Regions from separate parts of the Mus musculus genome. Here regions 1 and 2 are each linked to region 3. Evidence: chromatin loops called from intact Hi-C (ENCODE). Cell type or tissue: left cerebral cortex. All regions are shown on one strand.

Region 1 (8,000 bases), 310 kb before region 3:
GCCAAAGGGTTTTGTTTTTAGGGTGCCAACATAATCTTGTCAATTTCTAAGAAGTTCTGAGATTCTAGCCAGATTCTGCCTTAGTTAAAGACAAGAGTCAGTTGAAATTAGGAAAGAAAACGAGGAAAGAGGGAAAAGGAGGAGTAAAGAAGGCCAGTTCTGTGAGGTGCTTAATGACTCTTTGCTCTGAACACATTGTGATTTTGAGTGATAATTTCTCAATACTGCAGGGTAGATGATATTCATAGAAAACAATGTCACTTGGAAAGCCATTTCTATCAGCCTTTCACACAGTGTCTAACAAAATATATAGTGACTTGTAAGATGAAATCTACAACTGCTGTGACTAGACTAGGAAATATATATTGAGAATGATGGCCAATGATCTACATTGTAGTAATGGTGATCAGATGCCCATGAGGTTCAGACAAAGACATTTCTAATGGAATGACAGCAGTTGCTTTCCAGCTTTAGAAAGCATGGGTAGCTAGCCTAGTGTTTGTAAGGCTAGTAAGAGGGAAGACGGGGACCTGAGTCAAAGTGTGAGATTCAAAAATGTCCCCTTGATCAGTTCCCCTCTGTCACCTTCAGAGCCACAGCTATCACTTTGTAGATAGGTGCATCTCCCAAATTTGAAATTCTGAGAACTTTTGATATTCTAACATTTTTACTCTGATTCATAAAATAGTTTCAACCATTTAAGAATAATGGATATGAATCTGGTAAATTTGGGATTAAAATTCTAGCTCTGCCATTGCATGGCTGTGTCACATAAAGCCATTCCTATACTTTTAACTTTCTTCAGCGCAAAACAGAACTAGCAGTACTTTTTGCAAGCTCACCTGTAACAAAAGGTCTCAGACCCTCAACAATCATTTTACTATTCAGAATTCCAAGAAAAAAGGTACTAAGCGGGTAGTGTGCTTTTCCTCTGGGGCTTCACACATGAAAGGGTTTGGGAAGCCTTGTAGGAATGTAAAGTCTAGTTTTGTGTTTTCACTAAGGTGTTCAAGCTGCTCCAAATTTTGTTGTGGAGAATGCGGGCCCCCTCCTGGAAAATGCCTCTTATCATACACGGGCTGCCACGGTCACCATGTCTCTCTCACCTCACACTTCTCTGGTTGGAGATCCTGTTATCCTCAATGCCAGCCCCACAGCACATCCTTTTGTGCTGTCCTACAGATCCTCACATGTGTGGGATGTAAGTATGGAGGCAGATAATATTAGCATAACTCAAGAGATTTAAATGAGACTATCTTCTGTCTTACATTTTATTGCTTGTTTAGATGTGTGTGTGTGTGTGTGTGTGTGTGGTTTGTGTTATGCAGTTTAGGTTGGCCTTGAACTCCTGATGTCTTTTCTTGGCCTTCAAAGTGCAGAGATTATAGCATGTACTAACATGCCTGGCCCTCTTGCATGCTTTTAATTAATTTAACCTTTTATTCTGTGAGACTTTATGGTGTGTCAGACATTTTTAAATTCCTTAAGAATAACAAGGAGCAGCAGTTTTACAGGTACCTATTGAGGGTCTCATCAGATGCAAGGTAATGCCTTACTCTCAATGCACTTACTTACATATGGGGATGCCTGTTAATTAAGGAAATACACACAGAATAAAATTGCAAATATGATCTGAGCAAGGAATTACAAGTTCTCAGATAGGTAGGTGGGTGCCAGGAGCCATAATGAGACAAGCAAATAACTACCAGGTGATCATCCAGAAATGGCCTGCTTCAGATTATTATATAATCTGTGGCAGGTGTGCCCTTATTCAACAAGACTGTAAGGGATTCATTTTAGAAAAGATTCCTGCTATTAATATGCTTTTTCTGCTATTATTAAACATATATAACAATCCCTAAGAATAGCACACCCCTTTGGAGCAGATCTATGAAGAGGTACTGTCTAGTAGTAATGCTATATAGACAAATAAATGACTTCTTAAGTCTTAATGATGATCCATCCTATAAGAATTCCTAAAATTATATTTGTGATTATTAAGCTCTTTTATAGTGGGACTGCTATTAGTTCTTTTCTGACAGTCAAAACTGCAATGAGAACTCTGCCAGTCTCCCAAGTGTCACCAGTTAATTGCTCTTAGATAGTAACCAGACTTTTTCCTAATAAGAGCACATTCCAAGAGGTTGTAAAACAATTGACCAAAAGTCATAAAAAGGGAAATAACAATTTATTATAGGTGCTAGGACAGAAGATAAAATATTGACTAGCTTTATCTATACAAAGCTTCACTAATAACTTAGTTATGGTTTTAAACCTTTAGTGAACCTGTGGAGCTGAGACAGGTGATGGATGTTTAGCCAGATAATTACTCCTAATGGATATGCATGGAAACATTCTCTGTTGTAAACTTCTATTTTGATTTATGATTTAATTTTTTGTGTGAACTTGTGATGAACTTTGTAACATGTGATCATGTTTTCTGAAAGATGTGTAAGCACTGAGGACAAAGAGAGGAGAGGAAGATGGAGGAGCAGGTAGAAAAGAATTTTTCCTTTCCCTAATTTGTTTACTATTCCCCACTTAAGATCTTTCCGCTTCTGCTTTCCCCCTGAGATAGCTTTCATAGGTAACTTTTTACCACTCAGAAATAAACTCTGTAATCACTTCTCTAAGTGTCCCCTTTTCTTTTTTCCCCTCTGTACACTGCTATTATTATTTACATAATACAATATAGCATCAATGCTGAATAGCATGATTATGTGCAATACGTAAATATGAACTATCTGTACACATCTGCAAATCTAACTTAGAACTAAGGTACATAAAATTGAAGCAAAACTCAATGTTTTAATAAAAATAAACTAGGACTGAACACTGCAATAAATCAGAAGTAGTGCCTTGTGTACATACTTAACTATTTACAGATGAAAACAGGCATTACCACAACACTAATCTAACTATACTCATTTATATATAAAAAACACAAGTTTCATACATCACAAAAAAACCTTCCATTATAACACAGAAGTGATATTACCAGACAAGCATCAGTGGAGTATACTGACAGAGCTGCTATATGTGAAAACCAAACAGAGTTTAATTTCTTCTTGTAAACAAATCCCAGTGCAGTTCTGTGCTACAATTTTAGTAATGAGAATGCAGATATCTTCTGGTGCAGGCCAGCACAATAACCTTCAAAGATTATCTCAGGCACCCTGTTGTTGACTTGATGGTTTTACTTAGAACCAGTTGTGATGTTACCTTTCGCAGAATGTCCTAATTGACAGCTTTTAGAAGACCAATTTAACCAGGCTTACACATGGTACCAAATACCAGTTTTGTAGCTTTCTTCCTCCTTCCAAAAGTCATGTTGAAATCAAGGTGAAGTTTGACTATGGTAGTAGACTGCCAGTCCTTTTCTGGTGTACCATTTTATTTATTTATTTATTTTGAAATTTTTTTTAAATTTAATTTTATTTCTTTTTTAAGTACAGGCACATAACACTAGCCAAAGATTATACCTTGATTACATTCCCAAAAGGCAGATATGCTGCAAACATGCAGAGATTTCATTCATTTAGTTTGGCACATGGAACTAAATTTTGTTCCTAGTATATGTGTATTTCAATTTGTTGTGCATATTTTTGTCCAATTTTACTGAGGGGAGGCAATTCTGCCTGTAACAAACACCCAAACATCCTAAAATATCAATTATATAACAGACAAGTATAAAGCAAAACTCTGGAGAACATCAAAGGAAAATGGCCATGCATCTGCTCTTTAATGTTTTCCTACGATATATTAAAATAAAAACAAAGTTTCAGTCTCTTCACATGTAGTAATTTTATATTCTCTGGATTTTTTGAGCCACAACAACTAGATTTTCTTTTCTGATTTTTGCTGCAGCTTCTGCTTATAATCATATGGCCAGTTGTGCTTGTCAGAGTAATGGTGAAGTCCACAAAACAAATTTCCACATCGGCAGTCAACCCCTGTAAGGCCATCTCTCTTTCTACAAATAGAACATCTGTTCTTCTTTGGTTTGGGCAACTCAGGAGCTTTTTCTTCACTTTGAGAAGAACTGGGCTGAGAAACTGATGGACTGAGCTGAGTGACAACTGACTCTGACACCTCTGTTTTCGGGATAGTTAATTTGTCCTCTCATGAAATGCTCATTTCTGTCATTTGTTGAGTTACAGGCAAGGCAGCCACAGGCACATTTCTTGATTTTTCAGATGTGCTGCCAGCAGCACCTTCACAATTGTTGAAACTAGCATCTGCTCTCTGTACAGATGCAGAATCTGTTGGAACCACTAGATGTCCCCATTGGGCTCATTCTGCCACTATTCGTCTCTCAAGATGTTCTTCGTAGGAAACAAGAACACGTTCCATTTGTCCTAGGACCCCATAAAAGCCACATCCTGAACTACACAGCATGGGCACTGGGGTCTGGTTAGTCTCCTGAACCATATTTTTCTGCCTGCGGGGGCCCGGATGCCCTAGCGAGCTGGCGCGCGACGCCGGGCGGTAGGCAGGGCTGAGACCTCCGGGAAGGGTTGGCTAGCGGCCGCCGCGGGCCAGAGCGGAACGCAGGCCGAGCGCAAGTGTTCCTTTTTCTACCTGCAACTTCCAACTAGCAGGTTGAAAGTTAAAGCCACACCGTTCCTGCTGAGATAGAACAAAGGCCACATTGCTTAATCCTCTGCTGTTAAGATACAGGTTAGGTCACTTTTTTTTTTTTTTCCTTCAGACAAAGCAAGAAAGTTTTTAGGACTTTTTTAGAGATTATTATCAGCATTTCAGTACAGTAAGAGACCTAGAAAGCCCTGAGACTCTCAGACTTTTAAAGCCATCACCAGAGTCCTACTTTGTGACTCCACCACTACCCTCTTCGGGCTGGGAGGCTCCCGGCAGGTGGGAGTCCAAACAAAGGCATAAGATCTACTTAGTATTCTCTGAAGTAGCTTTATCTGAAAAGCATTCTGCAGACTGGGCAGGAATTGAATAAAAGAGGGAGAAAACATCTCAGGTCATGTGCAAAAGTCCTGTAGAAAGAAGGATCCTGAAAAGAGGAGACCAGATTTGAACAGGGAGTGTGGTGAGAAATCTGACTGCAATGGAGATAAAGGAGAGAGCCTGTGGAATCTGGGAGATTTGTTGGAAAGAGCTACTTACTTGCTAGTTTTAATAAAGCTAATTCTCCTACTGGGAGAAGTTCACATAGGCGCATTGCTCTTTATAAGATATCTGGGTTCCTTAAGACTCAAAGTACTCATACTGCAAAGCTATTGCATGCTTGACATTCACCTGGTCTTTCTGCATTGGCTCTCTGAGACCCAAAAGAGGACCCAATTCAGTGCAATAACATCTTTAACAGTTGAGCTGCCCTAGACTGGTTTAGTTTCAGGTTATGGTTAGCTCTTGTGTCCCTCAAATCTCAAACCTCTAAAAGCAGTGACTAGTAGAAGCATATTCCATCAGAACAAAAAGAAAACCAGAATATAAGCTTGAGCCCATGTGTACATTTAGAGACTTAAATCTACTCATAAGCTATTAGTTGAAGAAAGTCTCATGCACAAGCCATAGGAACTGCCAAGTCAAATGGCAAGCATCAGAAACATGGGAACTGCAGAGTATGGTAGAAAAGAAACATGATCTGCTAATGCTTTAACAAGATCACTCTAGCTACTGTGGGCACATATTCTAGAAGGACAAGGGAGGTATTTAATAGAACCAAGCCATGGCATTGCCAGCTCTTCAAACTTGCTTCCATTGTGAATCTGGTATTTAACACTGTCTTGTACTTATTCTCTGTTCAGCTTCTACTCTAAGCCCAGCTAGCAAAAATTCTGCTGAGACTCTAGCTTCTGCTCCTGCACTAAGCTGACAAGGCTGCTTTTCCTCTGTGCGCCTCCTCTTATGAGCACTGTAAACCTAGGGAATGGCTTACTTTAATGCATTTCTGTTCTGTTTCCTGAAAAATGAGATGAATGGTAACTTTATTACCTCACTTGAGCTGACAAAACGATTCTGTGAAATAATATATGTCAAGATCCATTTTGCTGTGTAGGCCACAATAAATAGTTGATACTTAGTATTTGTCTATGATAAATATGTTTATAATTCAGTATTCAGCTATGTTATAAATATTAAAGACACAATAAATGTGGCCACACTATTAAAATGATATCCTCACTAGATGTGAAAGTACATACCTTTTTTTTTTTTTTTTTTTTTTTTTTTTTTTTTTTTTGGTTTTTCGAGACAGGGTTTCTCTGTAGCCCTGGCTATCCTGGAACTCACTGTGCAGACCAGGCTGTCCTCAAACTCAGAAATCTGCCCACCTCTGCCTCCGTAGTGCTGGGACTAAAGGCGTGCATCACCACCACCCGGTGGAAGTACATACCTTTAATCCTAGTACTAAGAGCTGATGGTGTAGAATCATGAGTTTGAACAAGCTTGGAGTACATGTCTCAAAACAAAACCAAATTGTCAGGTGTGGTGGCTCACAGTTGTAATCCTAGAACTTGAGATGTTGTGACAGAAGGATTGTTATGATTGTTATATATATATATGAAGTCAACAATTTGGTCCTCCATCATTGTGCTTTTTTTTTTTTTTAACATTTTAGATAATTATCACTGGAGTACCCAAGCTGGACTTTGAGGTGGTAGCGCTCTATTCCTTGACAATATATGCCAAAGACAACCATGGGGCAACAGCGTCCCAGACCATTTTTGTCCAGATCGAAGATGTGAATGAGCCTCCTGTTTTCATTGGGTCACTTACACAGAAAAATCAAGGTACCAACGGTCTGTTTTGAGGGAAAGCAAGTACCAACGGTCTGTTTTGAGGGAAAGCAAGTCCTGAGGACACAGACGTAGGTCCTGTGCTCTATGTCTTATGTGTTTTCATGGTGTTCGGGCTAGAAGGTTAAAGGAGACTGACACTAAACAAACTTGGGCTTGTATAATGGCTCAGCAGCTAAACGGATTTGTAATGCAAGCCCGATAACTGGAGTGGTGACCCCTGGAACCTACAGTAAAAGTAGAGTACTAACTCCTGAAAGTTGTCCCTGGAACACCATACATGTTATGACATATACATGCCCCCCCCGCGCGCGCGCGCGCACACACACACACACACACACACACACACACACACAAGCTGATATGTATAGGTCCTGATTATGTATAGGCATCATCCTATAAGTGGATTGTTTATTTAACATTCACAGCACTGGAGGGGAAGTTCTTTTGTTCCCTTAGTCCCACTGTATAGAAAATAGACTGAAGTAATTTTCTTAATATTGAAAATGATCCATGTATCTGTTTTATCACACTGTACTAAAATCGATCTCTTAAATGTGTCTAGTTGTTAAACTAGAAGCTTCCCAAGACCTGTGATGAGGCTTTTTGCCTCACTCTTGACTTTCTTTCTCACTCTATGAAGTCAAATACCTAATTTTTACTTGTGGAAAAAATCCATAGTGTTCAGGTAAAACAAAATAGTTCAGATGTAGGTATGGCTACTAACTGGACTGAGTTACTTGTTTTGTGTGAACCTCAGACCCTTCATTGCTATGTCTTAGATGGGAACGATTCCCCAGGGAGTCATGTGCTCCAGCAATGGTCCCAGCTTGTGGCACTGGTTTTGGAGGTCATGAAGGACCTTTGGGAGGTGGAGCCTTGCTGGAGGAGGCAGAACACTTGAGGGTGGGCCTTAAGGCTTACTTCCCAACCACTCTCTGTTTCCTGTTAATGGCGAAGTGAGGAGGTGAAGTGTTCTCTTTGCACACATCCATGGCAATGGAGCATCCTGTTCCCATCCTTTCTTTCCATAATAGACTATGTCCCATCAAATGATCAGCCCAAACAAATCCATCCTCCTTATGTAGCTTGTTGTCAGCAATTTAGTCATAGCAAAAAGAAAAGTGACTAACAAAATCACCGATTCAACTGAGATGTCAGTCTTACCCTGAGGCGTGTCTTAGGGTTACTATTGCTGTGATAAAACACAAGGAACAAAAAGCAAGATGG
Region 2 (8,000 bases), 88 kb after region 3:
CAAGAGAACAGAAGGAAGCGCAGACTCAGAGCAAATGTTTGCAAAAGACATTTCAAAAAAAAATTAGATACATGTATCTGAAGTCTTCTTCCACTCCACCGAGAAGTGAACAAACACCTTAATAAAAATTCAACAAAGATCTTAACAGACTCTTCGTCAAAGAAGATCTATGGGTAGCAATCAAGTATAATAAAAATGCTCAACTTTACATGTCATTATGGAAATGCAAATGGAAACAACAATCATTGTCATTTGTGCACCCTTTAAACCAGCCAGCACCAGTTGGTGAGTATGTATGGCAATAGCCACTCTTTTTTATGTAAAATCAAAATAAAAATGTGTTGTCCACTTTGGAATACAGTTACATAGTTTCTAAAAAAAAAAAAAAAAAAAAAAAGGAAGAAGAAGACTAATCTTATAATATGACCAGGTACTGAATCCTTGGTGTTAACCCAAAGGACCAGAAAATGTGCTTTATGGTCTGCACATGAGTATTTATAATGTTGCCATACGTAGTTCTCAAGACTGAGAAATAACAAAGCTGTTAATTAGCAACTGCAGAACACCCTTACAATGGAATAGTGTCCATTGGTAAGAGGAGACAAGTGAATCACCACAAAAATACACACCTGAACATTAAGTGCGCATTGCTAAGTGAAAGAAGCCAAGCTGAAAGCTACCTTTTAAGGATGCCAATTACTATGGGAAAGTTAAAATTTTTAAACAGAATAAAGTTTAAAAAATGAGTGTATATTCCAATGGCTAAATTATTTGTTTGATCTGTTGTCTCATTACCAAAGAAAAAAAATTTTATCTCAGTGGTAAGCAGTGTTTTAATGTCCCCAGTTTACCAATTTTGAGTTTTCATAACAATTTATAATATTAGCTTTGTTTTTTCTCAAGCTGTGAGCATGAAGACAATGACTTTTTCTTTCATATTTTATTTATTGTAATTAGCCTAGCATGTTAGAGAGAATCAATTTATTTCTAGAGAGCATATTTTTTTTAAAGATAACTGTACAGAGCTGTAAAGCAACAAACACAGAGGTCACTCTAAGGATTAACCTCTGACCCAGTCATGCTTCTCTGGCATGCTCCTTCTTGCACTGGCTTCCTTTCTGATCCACACTCTCTGCTTTTCATGTGGAGGTCATCATGGATTTGTGGGCCTGACTACAGCCACTAAGTAAACCACATTTCCTTCTGCCTGCTTCGTCCCTCTCTCTAGCTTCTCGATGCAAGATTTCTAAGGATAGAACCTTGTACATTACAGTTTTTTTTCAGTAGGGCATTCAATATTAAAAATAGCAAGCAAAAAATAAATCATTGCATCTGACACATCCTGTCATTCCCCCATCCATGAGTGCAAAACCAGCCAGTGCTCCCCTACCAACTCTCCCTCCAGCATCACCCAGGCTGTAGACACAGACCCTGTTTCCTTCTCTGCCTTGCCACCTATAGATCCTTTCCACTAAACAGGTCTTTGGATCAGACATCTAAATATATCCTAAATATTTCTAATCTTACCCTTCTGGCATCCTAAAACCAGTTAAGCTATCTCTACCCATTCCCTAAATAATTATAAGCAGCTGTTTAACTGATATGCATATCCCACTGAAAAATATATATTTCACACAACAGCTAACTTAAGCCACTAATATTCATTTCATCTAGAATAAAACTGAAGCACCTCCAAGGTTTATGAACCTTGTGCTGCTGGCCATGCTGCCCCAATCAATGCATGGCTTTCACTGCTCTTACCCAGTATGTTCATGCCCCTACATTTTCCTTTCAGTTTCTTTTTCATTCCATCCCTTCCCTTCCTTTTCCTCCTGTTCTGTCTCCATGAACTTTTCACAGTCATGCTTCATCATTCCTGTCATTCAGCTCTCAAGTCTTTGACTCCCTCCTCCATTTCTCTCTGTCTTTCCCAACCCCATTTCCCTCCATCTCACTATGTAACTTTATTGCATCTATTGCAAGGGCAACAATCCAGGTCTTTTGCTTCTTTGTTTATTGTCCCTTTCCACTTCCCTTCACTGCAATGAGACGCATACTAAGGTCCCTGTCTGTTCTTTTCAATACTGGAGCTTCAGCACCGAGAACAGCTCCCAGGACAGCACACTAAAGCACCTGGTAAGTGAGTGGATGAGGTTATTTTTGTGCCAAAAGTTATTTATAAGCCATCGATTGACAAATGCCTAGCCTCACATCTAATTAGAAAGAGTGGATGAGGTCTCCAAGATGCGAATGTGGGACCAAGCGTGAGCTGGATCTGCAGCATAGGACAAGCCTCTCCCACTCGGATTCCACACTTGGCAAGTGTTTCTTGACCAAGTGAACGAATGGATGTGGGCTCAAAGGTCAGCGTGCATCCAAGGAGGCCTGCCACTGTACAGTAAGATGTTGAAAGAAGAGCTGGGTGTCCTATCTTCACCACTGATGGTATCTGTTTTCCAGAAAGTATTATAGAAAGAGGCAGAGACACACTGTTTATGTGGCTAGAGGCATTTGGTTGAAATTGAAGTGATTTTTAAAACTACAAAAGGCATAGTCATCTGGCACCAATGGTGATCTGAGTTGAGAAGGCGCCCCACCACATTCTCATTTCATCCGGCCCAGTGTAAGGCTCTTACATTCATTTTTGTCTATGGCAGTCTTTGTTCCAACTTGGAATATTGATGCTGTGCATTTTTATCTGCATAATACAAACATTAAACTTTATCATTCTTTATAGAACAGTTGCCCGAGTGGTCTGAATTCTCTCTCTAAAGACTATGGTAATCAGAATAATAATTTTAGATTTGGAACTGTAAGGGTTCATATTAGCCTAAGACTGTTTTACATCAACAAAGAAAATCATATTTAATGGTATTTTATTATGGCAGTCACTCTTCCTGGACAACTGCTGTGAGGATCAAAGAAACTAATCTATTCTCATTTTGGCAAGCAATATAGCAGATCTAGATATAAATAATACTAAAGTTTTGAAATGCACCCCAAAGACATATTCTTTCATAACACATATTTAGCTGTGAGGAAACAGAGATCTATACATTCCTAAACTCATTTCAATGCCAAGACTTAAAGCATGCTGTTAAGATGAATACCACAATGTAAATTAATTTGATCTATAATTTCTTAAAATGTTGCCTTATATTGTGTAAATACAATTTGTTAATTTGGGCAATTTTTTATAGACTTCCTTGTCATTACAGAAGATCATCAGAACCTTATACTAATCATCTGGGTGTGGCTCTCTATGATGGTCATATAAAGTAGTGATTGCGGTAACATTAATGCAAATCCCTGCTTTATGTTAGTCTTACTGTAAGTCCTAGATTGACAGTGTAACTTCTCTGCGTCTCAGTTTCATCCCAATCTGTTCTTTAAATGAATGATATCCGTGAAGAGAGCTCATTCCCCCTTCATCCTCAAGGCCTACATTTCCAAGTGCAGTGCTGGCACCATAGTGAAAGCTTGTTTTAATTAACAAATCTCACAGGAGTACATTGGAGAATAAATGATAAAGTAGGTATGACTACTAAGAAAACATTGACATTGAGGTGAGAAGATGGCTCAGTGGGCAAAATGCTTTCAATGGAAGCATGAGTTCCTGACTACAGATACCAAGAACACACATAAAGTCAGATAAAGCAGGTCAAGTCTGTAATTTCTGCACTTCTACAACATGATGGGAGGCAGACATATAAATTCCCGGAATATCAAAGGCCAACTACATGAGGTACACAGCACTGAAGAAAAGACACTGTCTGACTCAAGGAAGAAGGCAAGAAACAATGCCTAAGGTCCTCTGACCTTCACACATACACTTTTGCATGTATACATTCACATGAACACATGCAATTATGCACATATACTCATATTACACACACGCACGATTTTTTAAAAAAAGAAACTTGATCATACTGTTTTTCAAAAAATTTTTTTTGCTGGGAATACAAATGCCTAATAAGTAGATAACAGTGTGTCCATCCATGTTAACAAACAAATATACTACAGGATTCTTTATTGAGAACAATGTAAGCAAACATGCAGTTTCTTATTTTTCTATCAGGCATACAAACACTATGATTTAATGCCGAATGGAGCAAAAATTATAAAAATGTTGTAATTTCACCTTAGAAGTGAAATTACAGAAAATCTTGTTGGAAACATTATTTGTAAGAGTGGAAAATGGAAACAACCCAAACGTGCATTGGTAAGGAACAGGTTCAATTTATTATGGTATAGTTATGAAAAAATAAATTATTGTTTAGTTGTGAGCCAATATATATGGTAGGTGTGGATATGAAAAGACACTTGTAAATAAGCAAACATTAATTTGCAATATCATAATCATAACGGAATTGCTTTTCATAAATTGAGTGCACAAAGAGGAAGTGTGGAGATACTGTGGTGATTTCCTCTGAGAAGTGCTCAGGAGGCTGCAACACTCTACTTCATCCCAAGACTTTGTTCAAGTATTTTTAGGTGGTGTTAGGTTCACAGTAAAAAAAAAAAAAAAGTGTTCAAAGATGGCCTGTTTTTCCTTTATTCACACAAAGCAGGCCTCTTACTTTTGTTTTCAGCACCCTCCACTGAAGTGGTATAGCTGTTGCAACTGATAAACCTGCATTCATATGTCCTTATCACATGGGGTCCATAGCTTATAAACTAGGGTTTACTCTTCATTTTTGGCAGTTGGTCTGCTTGGACAAATGCACATCAAATACGTGTACACCATATGGCACAACACAACATATTTTCAACTGTCTTAAAAATCTTTCTGGGGGCCAAGATGATGACTCAGTTGGTAAGGTACAAGATTCACAAGCGTGAGGAACCCACGTTAAAAATGCTGGACATTGTGGCGCAGGCTTTCAATCCTGGCATTGGGGGAAGCAGATACAGGCACACTGGGGTTTATTCTGGGCATTGTGATGCATGCTTGTAATCCTAGTGTTGAGGCAAGCAGAAACAAGCACCCTGGGGTCTATGGTTAGCCAGCCTAGCTAATAGGTGAGCTGTAGGTCAAAGAGAGATCATGATCAAAAATAACGAGGGACCACCTGAGTAAGGGTACCTGAGGTTGTCCTCCAGTTTCTATACACCTCTGTGTGTGTGTGTGTGTGTGTGTGTATGTGTGTGTGTGTGTGTGTGTGTGTATGTGTGTGTGTGTGTGTGTGTGTGTGTGTGTGTGTGTGTGTGTTCTGCTTATTCAATTGTACCACCCACTCCACATTCCTGGAAGCCACTGATTATTTTACTATTTCTTACTGTTGTGCAATAGGAATTAGAAACAAATGTTATTGTTTCTAATCAAAAGGGTGTAACTATTTTGGAGGATGAAATAGAAGATGGTGAGAGACACAGTAGGAAATGAAATCCCTTCTACATTTACTAAAATGAAATACACATGTAGAGATTTTGGTATGCCCTTAACACTAAGCTTTAAAGATCAAAAGCTTATCAAACACAGCTTGGAGGAGGATTCAAGTCCGTACTTGGAAATGTGCTCTCATATTTCAGTGCCAAGCTAAAGGTTCTCTGCAATCAAGGGTTCTCATGTTTCTGGATTTGAGTTGGAGGTCCTCTCAACTTGTGACTGTTTCTTTCCACTATCCATGCCTTTGCTAGAGAAAAGAGACTATGCAGTAAATCTTGCAAAGTACTTGATTTTAGAAATCATTTACATGATTGTAGAAGTCATTTACATAACTTCTGAAGACCTAGCCTCTAATTAACATTCCCGACTTCGGTATAGAATCTTTCACAATGAAACATAGCAGAGCTCCACCATCCCATATCAAACAGTCACAAAAGGGAAAGGGGAATCAGTTCGCCCCATACTCCATACTAGAGTTATTTTTTTCTCATAGTTTGTTTGACCCAGGAAATCAATTAGAAAATAAATGCCAGTAATTCTTAGTCCCAGGGAACATAGTGGCTCTGAGCCACTCAGTCCTCCTGGTATGCATCACCTGTCTGGTGAGGACAGCAGACTGTAAACTTGGAAACAATGAAGGAAGCATTCAGGGGCATTTACCAGCTGATGGAATCTCTTCATAATGCACTGGTGAACAATAATATGGTCTTTGAATGCTCTGGATGTGCGAAACACATCTGTTCAAAGCTTGCTCCTGTGCTTAGTAACTTTGTGAATTTGGCAAGATGTTCCTCCCCATGAGCATCAGTTCCATACACCACAAATAGAGTTCAGACTGTCTACCTCATGGTGACATCATTGGTACAAAAGGCTATGGTATGTGTAATGGCTTTGTACAGCTCATGGAAGTAAAATGATTCATATATCTCTTACTCAATGATAATGGTGATGAAGATGACTTATCACTATTCCACATTATCAGAAAAGAATTAGATACCATGCTAAACAACTTTTCTGTGACATCAAGGATTTACTGGTTATATGGTTTCAAATAAAGTTTGTCTGAATATTAGTCCATGAAAAGGAAGTAAAAGTAAATGCTCTGGCTCTTATGGTCCTCCTGTGACATCAAAGAGCAATGACCACAGTAATTACTAATAATGTATATGTATATGCACATGCATATGTATATACACACCTGCATAAAATAAAAGGATTCACATATCTCCTCTCTTTGACTTTACCCTCAAGTTGATATGAGTTGATAGGTAAAAGGCAATTTTGTTAAGGAACATGTTCAAAGGCTGATGGTGGGAGTGAGAAGTTAATCGTGTAGTTTACCTATTACTATAACATTTAAATTACTATTTGGTTTCCTGTCAATTTTTAGGTTCCTTTTCATTTTAAGAGTGATAGGTGATATATACTATAACAGGTGACTTTGGAATGATAAAAGACAGTAATGTCCACTTACTTACTCATGGTATTCTTCTATATATGTTTGGTCATGTTAAATATACTAAGTCAGATGTTTGTATAACATCTGTTTTCAAGTCCATCAATATTAAGGGAAACTGAGGCTTTGGCTAGCAGGAGCTCTACCTCCTCCTCTTTAGGTTAACAACTCTCTACTCCTGTGTGTTCAGACACAGTCACATGTTTTGTCACGTGTTTTGTCACATGTTTTGCTAAAATGCCAGATTGGATGCTACAGTGATGCTGCTGAGGTGAATCTGCAGTGGAATGGTGGTGTTTCCATTTTAACAGACATTCATAATGCAGTTTTGAAGTCTCCGAGACTCAAACTGGGAATAAAACTAAAGTCGAGGACCTCTGAGTTCCTAAATGTGTTCTAGAAAAGGTACCTGGAATATGAATGTTCTCCATTGTTTGAGATTTCTCAGTCCTGATGCCTTTACATTTCAGATCTGGCAGCTGTGCATATTAACACAAGCAATTATCCTGAATGCATGTCTCCTCTACATTTGACCTAGCAGCCTCTGAAAAACATAGTTCATTCTCTCAAAGGTAAAGGCTTCGAAGACAAGTTCTATGCTCAACTGACACTAGTTTTACCTCACTGTGTGAGTTTTAGAAGGACATAAAATTCGAACATCATCTCCCTTTGCAAATGATAAGGTAAAAGAGACTCAGAACCATGACATCATGGGGCAAGTGCCTACATTTTCAAGAGACGTGATACAGCATACAGATATGTGTATGATGATGCCTTCCTCTGATACTTATTGAACCTTGTAGCTAACTTTCCTTGTGTTTTATAAGCATCTCAAAGTCCCATGTTCTCACCTATTCTAGAAAGAATAAAATTGTAAAGGAAACTAGACCTTATTTTTAAAATTTTGAATGAAGGGATTCTATTTAGTTTTATGTCAACCTGACAAAAACTACAGTTATTTGGGAAAAGGAAACTTTAGCTGAGAAAACATTTGCCCTATAGATTGGCCTCTGTACAGGCCTAAGGTGTGTTTTCTTGTTGACAAATGATGTGGGAGGGAATAAAAGGTTGGGGGTCATGCTACCCCTGAGGTTGGCATTCCTGGGTACTGGAAGAAAGGGAACTAAACAAGCCAGAAGGAACAAGCCAGTAAAG
Region 3 (8,000 bases):
CTTATTTATTTCAACATTTTTTTAATTGGATATGTTCTTTATTTACATTTCAAATGTTATCCCCTTTCCCAGTTTCCCTCCCTTCTGGAAACACCTTATCACATCCTCCCTCCCCTTGCTTCTATGAGGTTGATTTTCCACCCACCCAACCATTCCCACCTCCCCACCCTCCATTCCCCTACACTAGGGCATCTATCGAGCCTTCATAGGACCAAGGACCTCTCCTTCCATTGATGCATGACAAGGCCATCCTCTGCTACATATGCAGCTGGAGCCATGTGTACTCCTTTGTTGATGGCTTAGTCTCTGAGAGCTCTTAGGGGTCTGGTTGGTTGATATTGTTGCTCTCCCTATGGGGTTGCAATCCCCTTCAAGTTGCACCACCCCTACCACTAACCTATGTTTGAAAATTGTCAAGTTCTATGGAAAGTGACCACAAATAAGCTACACTGAGAAATTTTTATTGAGAATTGCCTGACTTTTCACTTGTCCTCTTCCCAATTGAGATAGCTTTCCTCTAAACCTTGTCTGTCCTTTTGCCATAATCTCTTCTTTATAAACCTTTTTGTTTGTTTGTTTTTGTTTTTGTTTTTGTTTTTTGTTTTTTGAGACAGGGTTTCTCTGTAAAGTCCTGGCTGTCCTGGAACTCACTTTGTAGACCAGGCTGGCCTCGAACTCAGAAATCTGCCTGCCTCTGCCTGCTGAGTGCTGGGATTAAAGGCGTGCGCCACCAAGCCTGGCCTTTCTTTATAAACCAAAACCAAAACAAAACAAAATGAAAAAACAAAAAAGCAAACCAGAAAATCTACACAGCCTCAGCATCCAAAATTATATAATAATAGAGTGGGAAGGAATTGTGGAGACAGACTCAGCTCATCACATGCTCCTTGGAATAATAATTCAAGTATTGCACTAGTTTGTTATTTGACACCACTGGCATCTCAGGTGGACTACAGAGGGTGGTCAAGGATGGCCAGCACTGAAGAAAAGTAATTTACCCACACAGAAAACTTGCCACACTTCAGTATCCACGTCTGTGACTGATCAGGAGTTCATTCATTTTTATATGGACTAAGATGTAATATATATATATGTTATGGAGACTAGGATAATGGAAGTGTTGCAAAGATGATGGTAAGGATGATATTTTTTCAGAGGATAGGATATATATGTTCTTGCTCAACGACACTGGGCAAGAATACAGCTGAAATGATTCTCGTCTTGATTTATATTTTGCTATCCTTTTAAAAGTATAATCATGTTTCTGAGATTAAATAAATATTGCTTGAACTTTGACAACTCAACTTAAGGTGTTGAATTGGGTGTTTTGTAGGCATCTTAATGTTTGTAATGCGGGAGGAGGGTTAACCCTTCATTTCGCCAAAATACACAATAAACCTGATGTAGCTATGTCAAGACAGGCCATTTGAAGGTGCTCCACCCAGAGGAATGAGTCACTGGTACACTGAATGGGTGCCCGGTCATACAACCTAGCAGAGAGTATGTGTGTTCTCAGTCATCATGCTGCCTGAACAAAAAGAGAGTGCAAGGCTGGGGTATGGGAATGGGAGGGTTTTTTTGGTCCTTGATTTTATTATCTATCTCTATGCAATGTCTCTATGCAAATGTCCCCTTCATGCCCATCCCTTTGAGTGATTAGTCATGATAAGTTTTGTATGGTTCTGGAGTAGGCATATTTTACTGTATTTGACCTTTGGAAATGGTGAAACCTTTCCATTTAGGGGAATGGTTATGATTCTATCTCACACTTTCTTCCAACCAGCTTTGCCCTTTTTCAAATGAGCAAGTAGCATTCACACACAGGTTCTTGAAAAGAGCTATTTTTCAAGCCTTCCCTATGCCTTTCTAGAATTGAAGACCCATTACTCTGTCAAATATCAACCCATCTGTCAGCCTGCAACAGATGGTTCAAATGAAGAACTTTAAAAATACCAAGGAGGAAATTATTCTGTGCTTTATCAGACAGAGCTTAAATTCTATCTAACTTCAGCAGTATCCTTCCCTCCTTATCATGTGAACTGAAAGTGGGGAAAACATTGCATTGGAATTACAAATTAGAAGCCATTACTCAGCAAGATGATTTCTGGCTTCAAGACAACTTTACTGTTAGATGCGAAGCAGGAGATAGACTTGGGCTGTGGTCTTACACTAACACTGTTCAGGCACATGTAGTGAAACAGTGGAAAATTAAGACCTTGTCTTAGAAAGGTAGAAAGGAAAGGATCGCCCTATGAAAATCATGTGATAAGGCTTCTGAATAAATTACAGAGGCTCTTACTTTCACCATCTGTTCTCCTTTCTGTTCTTGCTTCTTGTTTTCTACAAGATCATCCTTTAAAAATTCTGTGTCTCTGGTAGGCAAATTTTGAGCAGGTACCTAACACTAGAAGGCGGTTGAACATGAAAGAATGAACAGATGTGGATTAAGTGTTCTCTCTCTTCATGTGTTATGTCTCCATTTGTTTCTCTCTGTGTGTATGTGTCTGTCTGGCCCCCTCGCATGAGCGTGTTTGTGTGTGTGTGTAAGAGAATAAACATGGAAACTCCATTAGTTTCATTTTTAAGTATGTGACTAAATTGCCATGGCATTATCAAGCTGGCAGTTCATGTGTGAGGGTTTTACTTTATTTAACCATTCTAGGTTATGGTCCATCATTGTGGGGGACTCAAGGCAGCCAGAAATAAAGCAGCACGTGGCATCTTTAGTTGGGAACAGAGAGAGAATGAACCTGTGCATGGCTTTGCTCTGCTGACTCTCCTTTCCATTCAGCTAAAGTTCTAGCCATGACATGGTGTCACCCATATTTCGAGTTTATATCCACATCTCAGTTAATGGAATTAAGATAATTTCCCACAGACATTCCCAAAGACTGACCTGATCTCAAACTATCTATTTAGACTCTTCCCTGATGGTTTTAGATTGCTTCATGTTGACAGTGAAAACTCACCTTCCCAGAGGCTCATGCTAACTTGAAGTGAAATTGTTTGGGAGGGGCATATCACTAAGGCTGGCCTTGAATTCACTGTGTAGTAGAGGATGACCTTGAATAGCTGATCCTCCTGCCTCCACCTCCTGAGTGCTGGGATTAAAGGCTTCACCCTTTCTATCCAGTAAACCAGGGTTTCCTTCCTGCTAGGCAAGCACTGTACCAATGGAGCTCATTCATTGTGATCATGATGCTTTTTGTAAGCTTGAAGCAGTGATGTCAGCTCCAAACTTCCCAGAGAAAGTGATCATATGCTTCCTTGGGTTGTTATTTCAATCTTGTGAAGTAAATATTTTGGAGTATCCCCTGTCTAGACATAAATATTAATTGAATCATAACTTATGTCTCATGCTTTATTTAGCTGTTTGTACCGTGCTTTGTCAGTTACATCATACTTTCGATTCACATTCCAGTTTTACATTTCTAGGTTTTGGGTTTTCTTTTACAATTGCGGTGAGAATTTTTAAAGATGTAGACAGACTTCCATATCTCTAGATTTTTTTCCTATGAGTATCAGAAGATATGAGTAGAAAGTTTTCAGAAGCAAATGTATCCTAGGATGTCTGCAAAAAACGGCTCAGCCAGCATGATGCTTGCTGTTCAAGCAGGAGGTTCTGAGTTTGGATGGCCATCACCCATATACAAAGCTGGCAGTGGTGGCTTGCAGCTGTAACCTCAGCCAGGAGGATCCAGAGATGGGAGGATCCCTGCTGCTCACTGGCTGCTGAGCTCACAAGTGGATGCGCTGGAGGTTCAGTAAGGACCTTGTATTAAAGATAGAGTGTGAGAAGGACAACCAACATTGACCTCCAGCTTCCATGCTTACACACAGCACACACACACACACACACACCCTAGTGAAAATCTTCTGGACTTCATGTACCATAATGCTAACAGACATCTCACTGTAAAGCAGATTCTGATTTGGAAGGAACAGAACAGAGTCTGAGAGCCAGAATTTCTAACGTGCTTCCAAGCTCTGTATGTGCTGCTGCGCACATATGAACTCTGAGAAGCATGTCTAGCCTATGAGGAGACTTCCTCCATGCCAACTTTCCAGCCTACATTATGGCTAGGATCACCCACTATGAAAGAACATACCACACTATTTTTATACTTTTCTGCCTCACTTTCAGATATGTTTGTTCATTTTGCCAGTTCAGTTTTAAGATAGCTGCCACTTCCCTCCCTCCCTTCCTCCCTCCCTCCCTCCCTCCCTCCCTCCCTCCCTCCCTCCCTCCGTTCCTTCCTTCCTTTCTTCCAACATCCATCAGATTTGTTTCTATATACTGGGCACTGTGATAAGTATTTGCATGAAATAATCTCATCTAATTCTCAGTAGATGTTAGCAGGACTATTATTGATGTGCAGCTGAAGATACAAAGAATAAAGAGATCACCAGGCTAGCAAGTAGAAAAACTAAGATGTGACTAGTCTGACTCCAGAGCCTGTGTCTTCACCATTAAGAGTTTATTAAGATTTTCCCTTCTTAGGATCATCTCAGGTGTATTTACATACTCACCTTTGCCCTTTCCCAGAGTTACTTTCAAGTGGTATGAAGAGAGTAAAATTCTACAAAAATAAAGAAAACATACATATGTGCTACTTTTTCCTCACTTTTCCTCCCCAATTTGCTCCTTGATGAAATCCATGAAGGCAAATATTAGGCTATTGGGAGTAACATTATCAAACAGAAGTCCAATCATGTGTACTTAACCAAACTGAACATTATTATGCTCTGCATGAGGAGTTATGCTGTAGGGTCATCATCTGATATATGGTATATTAAAATTTGTGATGATGAGCCCTCATATGCCATATTGTGTTCTGCTGGTGAGAGGAAGAAGTTGGTTGCTAAAAAAGTTAAGGTTCTATGAAATATATTCTTAGTCATGAAGAAGAGCCTGTTCCCACATGAATTTTCAGAAATCAGCTAAAGGACAGTAACTTTGCAGTTTGTGAAATGGCTTGGTAGATGACAGTTATATCATTCCAGTTTAAGATCTTTTCACTACACATAAAGTTGAGATAGAGAGTGATTTTTGGAGCACAGAGAAAAGCTGTGAGCCTGTTTTAGAAGGTAGGTGGGGGACTGTGACTTTATACCTCCAAAACACTTCCATTCAGTTCATGTGAACAACATTAATCTTCCTGGGAAGTAGGAATAGGGAAACATATTTACACAAAATGTTAACTTGATGATCTTTGGACAGTATGAAGGCTGAATTATGGTACCTGTCAAGGACTGTTGTTTAACTTAAATAGAAACAAAAGCACATGCAAAGCCAATGTCCAGAAATATGTTGGAAATAGAGAAGGGTTGAATCACACAAGAGTTGGGATAGATCCTAAAATCTGTTTGAAATGAGAAAGTTGTCAAGTCAACAAACAAGCAAGCAAACAAACAAAACAAATCTTTCAGTGAGCCCATCATGTCTGCTCTAGTGAGCACTACCCTTGCTTTTGTGTATGCTTGAAGTTGTTAGCTTGTGTTTGGGACCATGTAGAGTAAGAAATAAATATCCCCCAGCATGGATGGAATTTCTTCAGTTCAGGGAATTAGTTTCATCATGAGAATAAGAACTGAGCAAACATACTGTATTTGTGCAGGCAGAAATTTTTAAAAATATCTTTTAATACCTTATTCTTTTTTCTTTGTCTTTTTGCTAAATGCTTTGAATGGCCATATGGCTAATGTGCATTGAGTCGTTCTGTCATATGGCTGGGTTGGAACAGCTAGGAGGATTGCTGTTCAGTTGCTTTTTGGTGCTGACCTCCACCTCTGCCTCTCCCAATGATTTCAAAGTAAGGGTTCTCAACCTCTGCTCCCTTGAAACAAATGTCTTCTTATTCAAATACTCACCAACATTTTTGCTTCTCAATTTGAAATGGCTCTGAGGATTAATTTTACCATAGCCATTAGGGAGGTTCTAGCTCAACTGGGTCATATAATAACTATTTATAAACATGAATGAGAAGACTGTCCAAATGGAAAATTCATAATTCATTTTAGTGCTTTGGAAAATGAAACAATTCCCCTAATGCTTGGCATTCATAAGAGCAATACCAAATTGTTCTTAATATAACACATAATATAAATGATATTACCTTCCCTTGGGAATTGAGCCCCACGCTTCATGCATGTTAGGTGAACTCCAAACACTGAGTTAGGTCTCTAGCCCTTTTGACATTTTTCATTTTGAGACCAGGTCTCAGGGTACTCTCAAGTTGCTCCAGGGTGACCTTGAGTTCACTCTGTAGCCCAGAGAGGCTGTGAGCCTGTGATCCTCTTGTCTCAGTCTGTTGATAAGTGTGTTTTTAATATAGCAAGAGGCAAAACTATGAACATGTTAATGCTATTAGGGAATATAATTGTCACGGAGGAGATAGACAGTGAGCAAGGTGAAGTAAAAGCTCAGATACCAGGGACAAATATTCCTGTCCCTGGTGGATTCAAAGTTCAACAAGTGATTTTTATTTGCAATTAAAATGGAGAAAGACACCTAATGGTACCCTCTGGTCTTCACATCCATATACTTACACCCCTTTACTCCCACATGGGCACATGTACCCACACATATATGAATGGAATACACATACATGCACATATACCACACACTTACTATACACAAGTAGAAAGAAAAAAGGAACAATCATGTGATCATCTCTGGGTCCTCAAAACAGAAGGACTAGGAGACACAAGGATTCCACAATGGGAGATAACTCAGTGGACTTGCTAATGTAGAAAAGTTAAAGACTTAAACACAAGATGATGAGAATCCATATTAAGGAAATATGGCAGTTGTAGTCAGGGAAGAAGTAATAAAAAATGATGGCTTACTCATTTGCTTTAGAAGTAAGTACAAGGCTTTCTGTTGGGAAAAACACTGGATTCAAAGAGAATATATGGTGCTTCCAATTATTATGGGCCTGCCTGACAGACTATGATCTCAGGATTACAAACACCAGTGGACTCTATCAGTAAACCATGTGGACCTAGAGACCTGCCTCATTGGATGACAAGGTTTTATAAGCGGGTCAGGGTGTTGAATGGTCAGTTCAGTCAAGATCAAATCTTGGGCTTTATTTGATTTTTCAAAATTTTACAAAAGCAAAAACGAGGGGCCTTCTCTTTGATTCAGAAAAACGAAGTTTTAATTCTCATAAATGTTTTGAAATTTTAGATAGACAATTCAGGGGTGTTACCATTTTATGTTTTTGAGAATTTTCTTTGAAAGGACTTCTTTAAAGTCCATAAACTCTGGGTTAGCATTGCAGCATCTCTTAGCAGCTTTCCTCTTGATTCTTACCCAGTCATGACCCCATCTGCATTGCAGATCTTTACCCCTAATGTTTGCTGCCACCCACTATGGGTATCCTAACTTGTCTGAAAATAACTCATGTCTCCCCAGACACCTACTCTTTCATCTACATGGATCATGGGGCTGAAGGCAAAGCTCTCATGCTCTATGCCAAATGCAGCAACAGTTTTAAGTTCCTGGGCCCAGCTGCACCCTGCTGCTTTCTTCAGGATAGGAGGGTAAGGTGCCCTGCATCTGACAGGTCTGCCTTCATGTTCATACCAGATGCTTCTCTGATGTTTCTCACCTTGGACCTCTTTCAAACGAGAATAATAACTCACAGGATTTCATGGACCTGTAGATGAAATAAGGCATGTGAGCTCTCAGCTCTGGTCTGGCATGTTGGAATCCCAGGCAAGAGACAGCCCCGTGGTAGACTTCCCAAGCACTCACTGAATACCACTATAGTAATCTTTTGCTATTCTTTATTTCATTTATTGATATATTTGTGTGTGCGTGTGTGTGTGTGTGTGTGTGTGTGTGTGTGTGTGTGTGTGTGTGTGTATGGATATGAAGATGTGAATGCACACACACAATTACATATGTCACAATGCATACATGGAAGATAGGGCACAACTTTAAAGAATCCTTTTTGTCTTCCACCAAGTAGGCTCCAAGATTTAAACTCAGA

The links. A loop is a pair of places that touch in the nucleus more often than their neighbours do. Peaks named below come from ENCODE experiments on the same cell type or tissue, not always from the same donor. Only the 100,000 strongest peaks of a DNase experiment are listed, where the experiment ranks them.
Region 1: a loop joins it to region 3, with 4 times the contacts of the local background. A loop is called at or near these places in 3 of 42 quality-filtered maps.
Region 2: a loop joins it to region 3, with 2.5 times the contacts of the local background. A loop is called at or near these places in 2 of 42 quality-filtered maps.

Annotation. Positions count from the first base shown.
Region 1 is chr14:13,898,273-13,906,272 of GRCm38, reverse strand. Gm281 reads left to right here. Exons shown (of 15, transcript XM_011244864.1): 2 at 1,005-1,201; 3 at 6,593-6,764. It also overlaps the pseudogene Gm18576. Among named protein-coding and RNA genes, the nearest start is that of Gm281, 12 kb to the left of the region's middle. In left cerebral cortex, a CTCF peak has its summit at 4,279; a DNase peak (open chromatin) is centred at 4,280; H3K4me3 peaks cover 488 bases.
Region 2 is chr14:13,499,654-13,507,653 of GRCm38, reverse strand. All of the region lies in intron 2 of Synpr (synaptoporin), which reads right to left. Among named protein-coding and RNA genes, the nearest start is that of Synpr, 50 kb to the right of the region's middle. In left cerebral cortex, no CTCF peak of the experiment used is centred here; a DNase peak (open chromatin) is centred at 4,847.
Region 3 is chr14:13,587,714-13,595,713 of GRCm38, reverse strand. All of the region lies in intron 3 of Synpr (synaptoporin), which reads right to left. Among named protein-coding and RNA genes, the nearest start is that of Sntn, 79 kb to the left of the region's middle. In left cerebral cortex, no CTCF peak of the experiment used is centred here; DNase peaks (open chromatin) are centred at 3,247, 3,983, 4,924, 7,469 and 2 more places; H3K27ac peaks cover 2,343 bases.